Linked DNA regions of Homo sapiens: regions 2 and 3 are each linked to region 1. The links are chromatin contacts, found by Hi-C or POLR2A ChIA-PET in ENCODE. All regions are on one chromosome and are shown on one strand. Each heading gives the region's core, a stretch centred on a gene start or an enhancer-like site at or near the end of the contact. The rest is flanking DNA. Distances are from core to core; before and after follow the strand shown. Region 1 holds the start of MAP3K14 (mitogen-activated protein kinase kinase kinase 14). Region 2 holds the start of GOSR2-DT (GOSR2 divergent transcript). Region 3 holds the start of UBTF (upstream binding transcription factor).

Evidence for each region. A loop is a pair of places that touch in the nucleus more often than their neighbours do. ChIA-PET counts read pairs that join two places held with the same protein, here RNA polymerase II (POLR2A). Pooled maps may share reads with other maps.
Region 2: a loop to region 1 is called in a map with no recorded cell type, with 9 times the contacts of the local background. The contact joins the promoter of GOSR2-DT here to the promoter of MAP3K14 in region 1. A Hi-C loop is called at or near these places in 1 of 37 single-sample maps with no recorded cell type and 2 of 50 pooled maps. POLR2A ChIA-PET finds 5 or more read pairs at or near these places in 1 of 52 experiments (naive thymus-derived CD4-positive, alpha-beta T cell).
Region 3: a loop to region 1 is called in a map of naive thymus-derived CD4-positive, alpha-beta T cell, with 4 times the contacts of the local background. The contact joins the promoter of UBTF here to the promoter of MAP3K14 in region 1. A Hi-C loop is called at or near these places in 1 of 168 maps with a recorded cell type or tissue (naive thymus-derived CD4-positive, alpha-beta T cell), 2 of 37 single-sample maps with no recorded cell type and 11 of 50 pooled maps. POLR2A ChIA-PET finds 5 or more read pairs at or near these places in 2 of 52 experiments (CD4-positive, alpha-beta T cell and H1).

What each region holds. Positions count from the first base shown.
Region 1 is chr17:45,314,878-45,319,010 of GRCh38, forward strand. It overlaps MAP3K14 (mitogen-activated protein kinase kinase kinase 14), which reads right to left and starts at 2,143. Exons shown (of 16, transcript NM_003954.5): 1 at 2,083-2,143.
Region 2 is chr17:46,921,126-46,925,258 of GRCh38, forward strand. GOSR2-DT (GOSR2 divergent transcript) reads right to left here and starts at 1,746. Exons shown (of 3, transcript NR_186460.1): 1 at 1,686-1,746. GOSR2 (golgi SNAP receptor complex member 2) reads left to right here and starts at 2,035. Exons shown (of 6, transcript NM_004287.5): 1 at 2,035-2,096. The coding sequence starts at 2,068. It also overlaps a transcript of LRRC37A2 not described here and the pseudogene RNU6ATAC3P. RefSeq lists an enhancer at 2,011-2,735.
Region 3 is chr17:44,217,617-44,221,749 of GRCh38, forward strand. UBTF (upstream binding transcription factor) reads right to left here and starts at 2,059. Exons shown (of 21, transcript NM_014233.4): 1 at 1,829-2,059; 2 at 556-680. The coding sequence starts at 613. The region is part of intron 1 of ATXN7L3-AS1 (ATXN7L3 antisense RNA 1); the gene reads left to right. RefSeq lists silencers at 786-955, 1,006-2,025, 1,785-1,949, 2,076-2,765, 3,276-3,495.

The DNA.
Region 1 (4,133 bases), core at 893-3,392:
CACAGGCCAAAGTGATACAACACTGTTCAGAGGGTGCCAACAACGAAGAAAACAACCCTGGATAAAGCTTTCATCTCTTTCACATCTCCGCAGATCTCTCACCAGACCCTAGCCAGGGATGAACTGTTATCAATCACCAAAAAAAAAAAAAAAATCACAACAGTTGCCGAGGGCTGGACAACCAATCAGCGCAAGCCATCTTCTCAGCAGTAAATGATATACACATATTCCAGGCAGATCACAAAGGAGTCAGTGTTCAACAGGAGAACCAAAATGAGGAACCAAACCTTCATCTGTTGAGGCGAAACAGCCCAACCAGACATTTTTGTTTAATAGAGGGAGACTGATTTGGCAGGGTCTCTGTGGTGCCGCTCCCACAAACTCTTAACAGACAATACCAATGACAAAAAACCCCCTTCAGAACTGCTTCTTATAATCAGAAAACACTCAGAAGATGGCCTGAAGCTTGGCAGCGTCTTGCTGTCTGATTTCACAAAGAGCTGGTACACATACCTGGGTACTTATCTCTAAAATTAGAGTCAGAGACGATTACTTTTATTTTGAGATCTTCTGAGAAGTTCTCCACACCCTTCAAAATAAATAAGGATGTCCGAAAGGTGTCTGAAAAATTCAGAGGTCTGGCATCGCTCCAAAGAAACTGATTGATATCACTTAAAAAACACCAAGAGTAAATCCAAACACAACCAAAGTAAGGCAAGCACTTTTTAAGTGTCCTCTCACATTAAGAGCATAAAAACCACACCAAAAACTTCTCCCTCCTTTCTGCATCTCAGTTCTATAATGTGGTCCTGATCTAGGATTCTGGGAAAGACCCATCCTTAGTCCCAGCTATGAGGCATCAGGCAAGATATATACCACCCCCACTCCCTCATACACACCTGCCTCAGGTGCCTCGCCCATAAAACAAGACACTACAATCTGTCTTACCACACAGCCATCTGAAGGAAAACGGAGCTCACAGGTATGAAGACACTAAGCAAAAAACACATCACTAATGTTAAGATACTGTCTCCTTCTAATCTTTCAGAAAGACCATGTTTCTAGTCAAGGGGTTTCCAACATTTTTCTTGGAATAAACTCCAGACTCCTATTTTATATCATGACCTCACTCTAATCATTTAATTTCATGTGCTTTTAAAGTCCTTAATTAAGTCATTGGTGTTCATTGTCTCCAGCGATCAAAAGTAGTTTTACCATTTACTTTGCTGATGTATGTACCTTTTCACCACTTATCCTCTCCCTCATTCATACCTCCAGTCCACCCTTTAGGGCCGAGAGCAACTTTTTAACCTCGACTAGGAAGGAAACACTTTTTCTGAAGCTACCCAGCACTAAGGAGGCTCCCGGGCAGGTGGGAAACGTACGTACAAGTGGCCCCTCTCTGCCTGGTGCCCAGTGGCTGCAAGATGCCAGGGCCACGATGGGTTTCCAAGATGGGAATGTTATATTTGAACCGACAGATAAAGTCCCGAGTTGGAGAGCCCAGAAGAATTACAGAGGAGGACTGGGGTCCGAGGGCGGAGGGAGGATGCTGCGGGCGGCCAGCACTGCCCCGCTGCATGCTGAGGACAGGCTTAGCTCCTGCTCCCCGCCTTGAGGTGTGACCTGAGAACTTCCCATGAAAGGCCGGGAGGGTTTCACGCCAGGGCAGATGCCAGGGCGCACTCCTGCAGGAGACACGTCCGCCCCGCGGCAGGCGAGCTCCATCCTGGGGGCACTGGGGCGCAGAGCAGGCGGGCGGGCCTGGCGGCGGCGCGGGGCACTAGTGAAGGGGAAGCAGGCGGCCCCTGCGCGCGCTCGGAGCCAGCGTGTGGCCAGCAGGAGTGCGCGGCCTGGAGGCCCGGGGCGAGCGCGGCACCGGCAGCGCGTGCGAGGGCGCGCCCGCGGACCGCTGCGAGTGGGTTGGACGGGGTACGTCGGACTGCGCTGGCCTGGCCGCCGACCCCACTGCTCCGGGGCGAGGGGCCAGGCCGCAGCCCAGCCCGGGGCTGAGAGGCGATCCATCCCAGCCGCTCCCTGGTCGCCTCGCACCGGGCCCCAGGGTCCCGCCCCGTCACCTACCGGCCAAGCGCCGATCTCCCCAACCAAGCGAGTGTTGCGCTCCGCTCGCCCGCGATCTCCCGCCGCCGGCCGCCGACCGCTGAGCTCCCGGCCCGTGGTCGCCCCGCCCCGGTCCCGGGCTCCGCCCCCTCGCCTTCTCGGCCGCCCCCGGGGCCACGCCTCCCCCGGAGGCTGTAACTTTGCCTCGCTTCGCGCCTCCTTTCTTTGGCCGCACCGCGACCCGTGGCCCCGCCCACTCCCCTACGCCAACCAATGAGACGGTCGTCCCGGCAAGCCCGTCTTCCCGCTCCCTAGCAACGATTGGTTAACGAGGCCTGGTTTCCAGAAATGGGCACTATTTCCGGACGATGTTTGTAGAAGGGAGATCGCTGGGCGGGCGGACTGACAGAAGGCGGAGGCGACTAGGGTGTTGGTGGAACCACACATGCGCCCTCGGCTTCTGGCAGTCTTACCAGCTGCGTTCTCGAGGTTACGGGAAGGAAGGGCGAGTGTGCGCATGCGTGGGCACTCCCTGCCACTGACTTCGGTTACCTTGGAGACAGCGAGGCGCTCTCCCTCGTGGGTCGCGCGCGTTCCGCTTCCTCTCTGCTGCCAAGCGGTGGCGGCTGAGGCGGGAGGTGGTGGGGGTAGAGACGTTTTTATTGAGCTCTTACCGTGTGCCTGGTCCTGTAGAATCCCTGGAATGAGTAAAGAAGGTTACAGTGCCTGCCCTCGAGAAGCTTGGGGAGCCAAGGGCTTACAGGGGCCCGACCTGTGGGTTGAAACCCAGGTACAAAGAGAGCATGTGGGTGCGTGGCGTGGTACGAGCGCTGAGCAAAGCATCTGCTCTCTGGGTTTGCAGACCACAGAGCCAGCAAGAGGATGAGAGCTTGATGTATGCAAAGAAAGGACCTGGAGTTCAGAATATGCATTGAAGTGTCAACAGTGCTTCTTTCTGAATGGGGGTCGGGGGTGGGGAGTAGGGAAGGTATAGAAACTTTTTCTAACTTTTGCCCCTCTGTATTATCTAGTGTTTCCACACTGAGCTTGTATTTTATTTGTAATAAATTCCAGGCCAGGCACGGTGGCTCACTCCTGTAATCCCAGCGCTTTTGGGAGGCAAAGGCAGGAGGATCGCTTGAGGCCAGGAGTTGGAGAACATCCTGGGCAATATAGCAAGGACCTCGTCCTTGCAAAAAAATAAAAGAATAGCCAGGCGTGGTAGTTTGCACTTGCAGTCCCAGCTAGAGGGGAGGCTGAGAGTCTGAGGTTACAGTGAGCCATGATCGTGCCACTGCACTCCAGCCTGGGTAACAGAGTGAGGCAGTCCTTTAAAAAAAAAATCCAAACTTTTTTTTTTATTGCAAAATAAAAGATGTACTCCTACCCTGGGCATCCCACTTCCATGAAGGGTCCATGGTAGGTGTGGTGAGTGGCTCTAGTCCGGGGATAGGCAGGCCCCACCCAAGGCTGTCTTGAAAAGTAAGGAACACCCCATCTCTGGAAGTGTTTGAGCAAAGACCACCATCTGCTTGAGACTACTTTGCAGACAGTCCGAAGCTGAACTCTTCTTTCTGGATATCTGTGCCAAACAGTCATCTCTGCTGGGGAATAGGGAAGACCATTTATTTAGGCAGTGGTCAAAAACTCACAACCTGAGGGCCTCATTCACTCACCCAGGCCAGAAATATGCTTTGTTTGGCTGGCCCAATATTTTTTTAAATTTGAATTTGAATGCCTTAGAGCAGAGCCTGCGGTTCCTTACAGTTCCCGCCACCCAACCATCTAACCTTATGTCACCTGTCTGGCCCCTGGAGCATTTGAGGTTGTGGCTCCCGTAGAGTCCGTGCTTTAGAGCCAAACAGTCTCTGGCGCCCACCCTGGCTCTGCCACTGACTAGCTGGGAGATGGCAGACAAGAAAGAAGCTGGACTGGTGGCCCCCAAATCTCTTTCCACCCCTAGGGTTTTGCATTTCAGTGACTCAGGGAAAGGCAGAGCTTGGCCAGATGTACAGGTTGGTATCGGCAATCTTGGATGCCCTTATTGCCTCTCCCACCACCTGTTTGCCTCT
Region 2 (4,133 bases), core at 496-2,995, 1.6 Mb after region 1:
GTTGTATTAAAGGAGAGAAGGTTAGCACTCCCTTTGACAAGGATGGAAGAGGCCCTTGGGCCTGACAACACGCATACGGTTAAGGCATTACCACCTACTTCGTGGGATCTAACCATCGTTTTTGAAATGGTGCTGGGAAAACTAGCTAGCCATATGTAGAAAGCTGAAACTGGATCCCTTCCTTACACCTTATACAAAAATCAATTCAAGATGGATTAAAGACTTACATGTTAGACCTAAAACCATAAAAACCCTAGAAGAAAACCTAGGCAATACCATTCAGGACATAGGCATGGGCAAGGACTTCATGTCTAAAACACCAAAAGCAATGACAACGAAAGCCAAAATTGACAAATGGGATCTAATTAAACTAAAGAGCTTCTGCACAGCAAAAGAAACTACCATCAGAGTGAACAGGCAACCTACAGAATGGGAGAAAATTTTTGCAATCTACTCATCTGACAAAGAGCTAATATCCAGAATCTACAATGAACTCAAACAAATTTACAAGAAAAAAACAAACAACCCCATCAACAAGTGGGCGAAGGATATGAACAGACACTTCTCAAAAGAAGACATTTATGCAGCCAACAGACACATGAAAAAATGCTCATCATCACTGGCCATCAGAGAAATGCAAATCAAAACCACAATGAGATACCATCTCACACCAGTTAGAATGGCGACCATTAAAAAGTCAGGAAACAACAGCTGCTGGAGAGGATGTGGAGAAATAAGAACACTTTTACACTGTTGGTGGGACTGTTAACTGGTTCAACCATTGTGGAAGACAGTGTGGAGATTTCTCAGGGATCTAGAACTAGAAATACCATTTGACCCAGCCATCCCATTACTGGGTATATACCCAAAGGATTATAAATCATGCTGCTATAAAGACACATTTACATGTATGTTTATTGCAGCACTATTCACAATAGCAAAGACCTGGAACCAACCCAAATGTCCAACAATGACAGACTGGATTAAGAAAATGTGGCATATATACACCATGGAATACTATGCAGCCATAAAAAATGATGAGTTCATGTCCTTTGTAGGGACACGGATGAAGCTGGAAACCAACATTCTCAGCAAACTATCGCAAGGACAAAAAAACAAACATTACATGTTCTCACTCATAGGTGGGAACTGAACGATGAGAACACTTGGACACAGGAAGGGGGACATCACACTTCGGGGCCTGTTGTGGGGTGGGGAGAGGGGGAAGGGATAGCATTAGGAGATATACCTAATGTAAATGACGAGTTAATGGGTGCAGCACACCAACATGGCACATGTATACATATGTAACAACCCTGCACGTTGTGCACATGTACCCTAGAACTTAAAGTATAATAATAAAAAATAATAAAATAAAGAAAAAAAATCTATAACTACATTTCTTGTAATTTTGTCTTTTGAGAGTATACATATCTTATTTCCTTTCCCAGACCAGAACCTCTTTGAGGGCAGGAGGAACCCGGTTTTCCCTACTTTACACATGACACATAATAACCACTCATTCAATGTAGGTTTACTGGATGGATAAATAGGAATGGGGGGTAGATAGGCGGGAGAGTGAGTAGACAAATGCGAAACAGGAAAAGCTTGCGCCAGGAAAAACAGTGAAGAGCGAAATCTCCAGACCCCCGATTAAATGGTTTAAAGTGAAGCCAAGCAAGAACCTCCAGTCCTCTCTGCGGCAGAGAACAGCAGATGATAGCGGCTCGCCTTCAACTTTGCTCTGAGGACCTCTCGTTAGTATCCCGCGATTGTCCTTCCTAACGCCTGACTGAATCCTGAGGCTAGCCTTCAGCGAACATGTACACCGCCTTGCCCTTCACGTGAAGCCGAGCCTGTGACTACACTTATCCTTCCGTCGCCGGCCTCATTTCTCCTTCCCCTTCTCCGATCTCGCAACCACTGCTAGTAAGGCGCGCGTGCGGGCAGCCCTGGCCGGCAGGGGAGGGAGGGTCCTGCGACCGGAAGCCGGAAACCGGAAGGGGGGCTGTGAGGACGTGTTCCGAGGAAGCCAGAGCCGGAGCCGTGGCCTGCGGGGCCGGCGACATGGATCCCCTGTTCCAGCAAACGCACAAGTGAGGGCCGGTCGGGGAGCGGGCAGGGGCTAGACGAGGCGAGGCCAGGTGAGCCTGGCTTCTGGGGCTGAGGCCTCGGACGTCAGCCAGGGTAGAGGCCGAGTTTTTCCGCCAGGGCACTGCTGGGGATGCCTCCGAAGTGCTTAATCCTTGGCGGGACTCCCAGGTCAGCCACAGACAGTGGGTTCAGGCTGGGGCCTGGAGACGTGGGGCAGATGACTCCTGGGGTCTGCAAGTTCGTGACTACCTGCTGGGTAGACTGGGTGACGGGAAACTGGCACCTGCAGGTTATAAAACTTTGTCCAGCACTTGTCAACTCGGTGCTCCTGGTTGGTAGACCTCGAGAGGAGACACGGAGTAGGAGACACGGCCCCTGGCCGTAGGAGTGTACTGTTTAATTGGAGAGTCAGGGCACGTACGGGAAAGTATTTGTATTCTTATTCGATTTATACTAAAGACCACATTTTTATGGTACAAAGAAATTGCTGTCCACGTAGCATTCACTATTATTACTTGTTAATCGTATCTGGTTACAGGTTATCGCTAAGAAAATCAAATTGTAATTTAGTTTCTCATAACTTAAATTCCTTGGTAGTGTCCTTTATTCGCATCGTCCTGCACTTTCGGAATTGCTGAGATACGTAGTTGAGTATTAATGGGGCCATACTTACCCTATTTTTGGGGGCGGGGGGCAGAATTATGATTTTTACCCTGTTTTGGAGGGACGGAATTTTATGATTTTTATTTTTTATTGTAAAATATACACAACATAAGATTTACTGTTTTAACAATTTTTAAGTGTACAATTCAGTGACATTGAGTACATTCACAACTTACATCACTACGATCCATTTCCAGAACTTTTTCATCATCCCAGTGTGCCTGTTAATCAGTAGCACTTCATTTCTTCCTTCCAGAACACCTAGTAACCTCTGTTTTACTTCTCTCTATGAGTTTACCTATTCTAGATACTTAATATAAGTGGAGTCATACAGAATTTGTCCTTTTGTATCTGGCTTATTTCACTTAATGTTTTCAGGGTTCATCTATATTGTAGCCTGTTACCAGAATTTCATTCTGTTTTATGACGGAATAATATTCCGTTTTATGTGTCTACCACATTTTGTTATCCATTCATCTGTTGATGGACACTTGAGTTGTTTCCACCATTGGGCTGTTGAGAATAATACTGCTATGAACTCTGGTGTAGAAGTATCTGTTTTAGTTTCTCTTCTCAATTTTTTGAGGTATATACCTATCCTATTGAGAACTTTCAAACTTATGCTGTAGTTTTGTTGATTAAAACACTTAAAATCACACTCCCAAGGCCTGGAAATGAAATGCCCTGAAGCATGAGGAATAAGAGGGTGATGATCCTCTTTCTCTTTCATTTTCTAAGTTTATGGGTTTCTTTTATTTTGGCGATGAGGTGTTTCATTTGGACAGGCGAAAATACAGAACCTACTTTGTAATGACAGAATTTTCTTTTACACTGGGGAGCCCTATTCTCACATAAACGTTATAGGAAGGGACTTAAAACTAGTCTGTGAGTAATTTAGAGAAAGAATGAAACGAAATTATGTTCATGTTACTAAGAAAGGGCCTATCTTTCACAATAGCAGGGCACAATGGGCATAGTAGTGCCTTGAAGTTAATCTGTTATGTATGGTCTTATCTAGTTAATTTAGTTAAAGGATGTTGCCAAGAAGGCCATGACCCATTTTATATTCAAGAATAACTTTATTTAGAGAGTCTTAGACTACCTGTTTTCAGTGCAGCTAATCACAGAGAAAACTGCATGGCTCAGAAGAGGAATTCTAAATGGTACCCCAAACAAGGTGTGTGGAGTGTAGATGCTCTGTAGGCCTCCAACAATGCACCCTTGGACTCTAGCAGCTTGCCAGTTTTTTCTATTAAGGGCCAGATAGTAAATATTTTAGGCTCTGTGGGCTATACGGTCTCTGTAGTTACTACTCTGCTGTTATATTGGGAAAACAGCCATAGACAATATGTAAACTAATTGATGTACCTGTGTTC
Region 3 (4,133 bases), core at 809-3,308, 1.1 Mb before region 1:
CCTCTCCCCTCAATGTCCCACAAGCATGGCCAGCTGTCCAGCTTCATCCTACTCTCTATCCCCATCTAGACTGGATCACTGCTGAATGAGGCAGAGATCTAGTTGAGTACATATATCCCATGGCTTGGGGCCTAAAACCACCAAAACAGCCCTTTTCTCCACCTGCCTCTACAAAAGCCTCATGGTCTTCCTAAAAAGCCTGAGAAGCCTTCCCCAACCCCTTCCTGACCCTTCCTCTACACTCATCCTTCCTCCCATTCCAGGACACTGGGCTGGGACACACTTCAGGCTGAATGGGAACCCCAGAAGGCAGGCCTCCTCTAACACAGAGGGTGAGGGACAGGGAGAGAGGGGAGGTGAGCCACTCCAGGCCAAATAATTTGGATTCAGCCAAACCCCAAGTGTGGGAGATGCTTGATTCATAAATACTCAAGGCACTTTCTCCCCCAGTTCAGTGTATGCAGACTGAAAAAGCCCTTGAAGAAGGGAGTGAGCCCCGCAGCCACGAGGGAAAGAGGGTTTAAGTTTCAGAGGGCCGGGGGTGGATGCCCCTACCTTGGCCTTTGGGGGCGGCCATTTCCAGGTCTGTGGGGCAGTCGGCTTCTCCGTTCATCCTCCAGCTGTCCAGCCACCTCCTCGGTCGTGCTGGCCGGGCAACCCGGGGTCAAAGCCACCTCACCCTTTGGAAGACATACCAGTTCCCACTCAGGAAGGCTGAGAGGTGAACGACTAACGACTTTCTAACCGCCCAGAGTAGAAGGGGGCAGGTCCACACTCTGAGAGACTCAGCCATGACCTTATTAGACTTAAGGGGTCTATGGGAATGGGAGTGCGCCCCTCCTCTTCCTCGTGACCCCCTCCCCCAGCCCCTGCAGCCCGGCTCCGCGGCGCGCGCCCTCCCCTGGCCACGCGAGGGCCTGCTCCTAGCTCCCGCGTGCAGCGAGCGCCCGCCCTCCGCCCCGCTTCCCAACCCCAGCCAAAAAAAAAAAAAAAGAAAAAATCTCCTCCTCCTCGGAGCGCCCGCCCCGGGGAGGCCCCAGGCTGGAGGGCGGGGGAAGAGGAAGGGCGGGTAAAGGGCGCGCGCGGCCACGGAAGCGGGCACGCGCCCCAGTCTCCTCCTCCCGCCTCCCCCCGGCCGGTTCCCCCCGCCTCCGCAACCCGGCGGGGACCCGGACGCAGCGCAGCCGCCGCCAGCCCCGGAGCGGAGCGGCCGCACCGCCCCCGGGGACCGGATCCGGATTCCCGCCGCTCCCCCCTCCCGGGCTCCCTTCGCCGTCCCCGCCCGCACAGGCGGGCAAGCAGCCGGAGAGAAGCGGCCTAGCCTGCCCCCCGCCCCCGAGCCACCCACCCCGGCCAGAGGCGCCGCCACCGCCCAGCCACCCCGACGCGCACGGAGGAGCCCGGCACAGAGGCGCGACCGCGGCGGGAACCGCCGCCTCCTCCCCCGAGCCTGCGGCCCAGCCCCGCCGGCGCCCCCGCCCCGGCCTCCGGGGAGCCGAGCCAAGGAGAGGGCGGGAGGACGGCGGCCGGGAGGCGGGGGCGCAGCGCTCACCGGCCCCGCCGCCCCCTCCGGCGGCCGGGGAGAACTGCGCCTGCCGGCTCCGAGAAGCGCGGGCTCCTCCGCCAGCGGCCGGGGCTCGGCTCAGGCCTCGCTTCCTGCCTTCCCCTCCCCCGGCTCTCGGCGTCCTCCCAAGTGCCCTGGTCTGCTCGCGCCCGGTCGCCTGCTCGGTGGTCGCTTCGGGTCCCCGCTGGGCGCCCACCGCACCCCGCGGTTCGCTCCCGCCGTCCGGCCCCGACCCCAGCGCGCGTCCTCAGCCGCCTCGGTTACCCGGCGCAGCGCGGCCTCCGGGCTTCCCGCTCCAGCGGCTCCCTCCCTGGCTCTGAGTGGCGGCGCCCTCCCCCGCTCGGCCGGGCACAGCCGCAGCTCCCTCCCGCGGCGGCAGCGGCTCCTCCTCCGGGCGAGGCGGCGGCGCTGGGGCGGCGGCTGCTGCTGCTGTGGCGGCGGCGGCGGCGGCGGCGGCTGTGGCTGCTGCCTGCTGCTCCTCGCGGCGAAAAGCACAAAGCACAGCGCCCTCCGCCTGCAGGCAGCCCGCCCGCCGCCGGCCCCGGCCTCAGCTCGCACACCCCCCGCCGCCGCCGCAGCCTCAGCCGCCGGAGCGGGGAGGAGGAGGGAGAAGGGAGGAGGAGGAGCGGGAGGGGGGGCGGGAGAAGCGGGGCAGCGAGCGCGTCCTTCCCCGTAGAGCGCACACCGACCCCCGGGGAGCGAGCGCCAGCCCGCCCGCCTCGCCGGCTCCGCTCCCTCCCACAGCCTGCCCGGGCGGGCTCCGCGGGGGGCAGCTGGGAGGAGGGGCGGGAGCTGGGGGGACCCGGGCGGCCGAGGCGGAGGGAAGGAAGGAGGGGAGGGGGGTGGTGGTGGTGGTGCTGGCGGCGGCGGCGGCTGCTGCTGCTGCTGCTGCCGCCGCCGGGGAAGGGGGGGGGGGCCGGGGCAGGGAGACACGCAGCCGCCCGGATGGCGGCGGGGCTCGGAGCCTAGGCGGGCGGGCGGGCGCCGAGAGCGACCTCGCCAGACCCGCGGGGGAACTAGCAGGCTTCGCCGGCGAGGGAGGGCCGAGGTGCGGCCGCGGAGAGGGTGCCCGGAGGTGCCCCCGGCGTCCGGGGAGGCTCGGGGGGCGCCCACAGCCCTGCTCCGGAGCTCTCCCCCAAGTTCTCCCAGCTCAGACTAGGGCTTCCAGGCCAGCTCTCTCCCGCCTCCCGGAGCGAGCGGTCCGCGCCCACCCTCATCCCCCGGAGCGTGGCCGCTGGTTTGGGGCGCACGCACGCCGATCGCGGCGTCCAGCTTCGGTGCCTACCTCGCGGTCCTCTCCTTGCCGAACGGCACATACGAAACTTAAAAAAAAACCCGAAAACTAAAACCTCTGCATTAAAAAAAAAAAATCCCCGTTGCTCTTTACACCCCGGAAACGGCAAGGGAACGACGGGCTCCGGCGGAGGGGCCGCTGTGGGAGCCGGTTCAATCCAGCCCGGCATGGTTCTCCAGGCCTGCCCGGGCGCATGAAGATCGGCGCCGCCGCCACTCGTAGCAACCCCTCTCCCCCGAAATCCGCGGCTCCCGGGCTCACTTACCGAGCGTGTGGATGGGAGCGCAGGCCGGGGGCACCTGGGAGCACGGCGGGCCGAACAGTCGAGCCGCAGCTCCGCTGCAGCCGACGCCGGGGCAGCGAGTCGCCAGACAAAGCCCGAGATGGCGAAGCGGAGCGACGGCTAATGGCGAGCCCCACGCGCCGCGCTCCGCCCGCCCCGCTCCGCCCGCCCGCCCGCCCGCCTCGGCGCAGCGCAGCGCCGCTCCGAGCGCTTGCCCGTCAGAGCCGCCTCGGCGCCGCCGCCTCCCGGGCCACCCCGGCCTCGCCTGGCCCCTCCGCCTCCTCCGGGCGGCTCAGCCTCACCCCTTCCCTCCCACTGCTCTAGGGGTTGCACAAAAAAAATTTTTTTTTTTTAAAGAAAAATGGTTTTCGTCTTTTTTTTTTCTTTTTGCAGGGCGGGCATGTTGAGACTTTTGGATATTTCTGCCCCCAGCTCGCACTCACCTGCGGAGCCGCCGGGAGGGCTAGGGGTGGGGGCGCGCGGGGCTGGAGCCGGCGAGCGCGGGTTGAAAGCCAGCCAAGCTCTGCAGCGCCCGACCCGGGCGTGTACGCCGCCGCCAGTCCCCGCAGAGAAATCGTCCTCCTACCCCGCCTCCATCGCTCTGCGTTTCTCTTCCAATCAGCCGGTCGCTTGGTGGCTCCTCCATTCTCCGGCCAAGCCCAGCTGCCTAGAGCGAGCTCCACTCCTCCATCTGTTCGCCGGGGTCCTCGCTCCCCTGCCGGGGCCGGCGAGACGGCGTGAGGCCGGAGGGGGATTTGCAAGGAAACCTGCCTGCTTCCCGCTCCCATTGCTCCATCCCCGCTGCCTCCTGCCTCCTGCTTCTCTCCTGCGTCTTTCCAACTCTCCCCTGTCGCCACTGGTGTGTGTCTGAGTGTGTGCGCGGTTTTTTTTTTTTAATTGCTCTTTGCTTTTGCAACCCTGAAGCAAAAGGGGGGGGGGGTAGTTACAGGGAAAAAAAAAGCGAGAAAGAAGCTCTTAGATTTGCAACACAT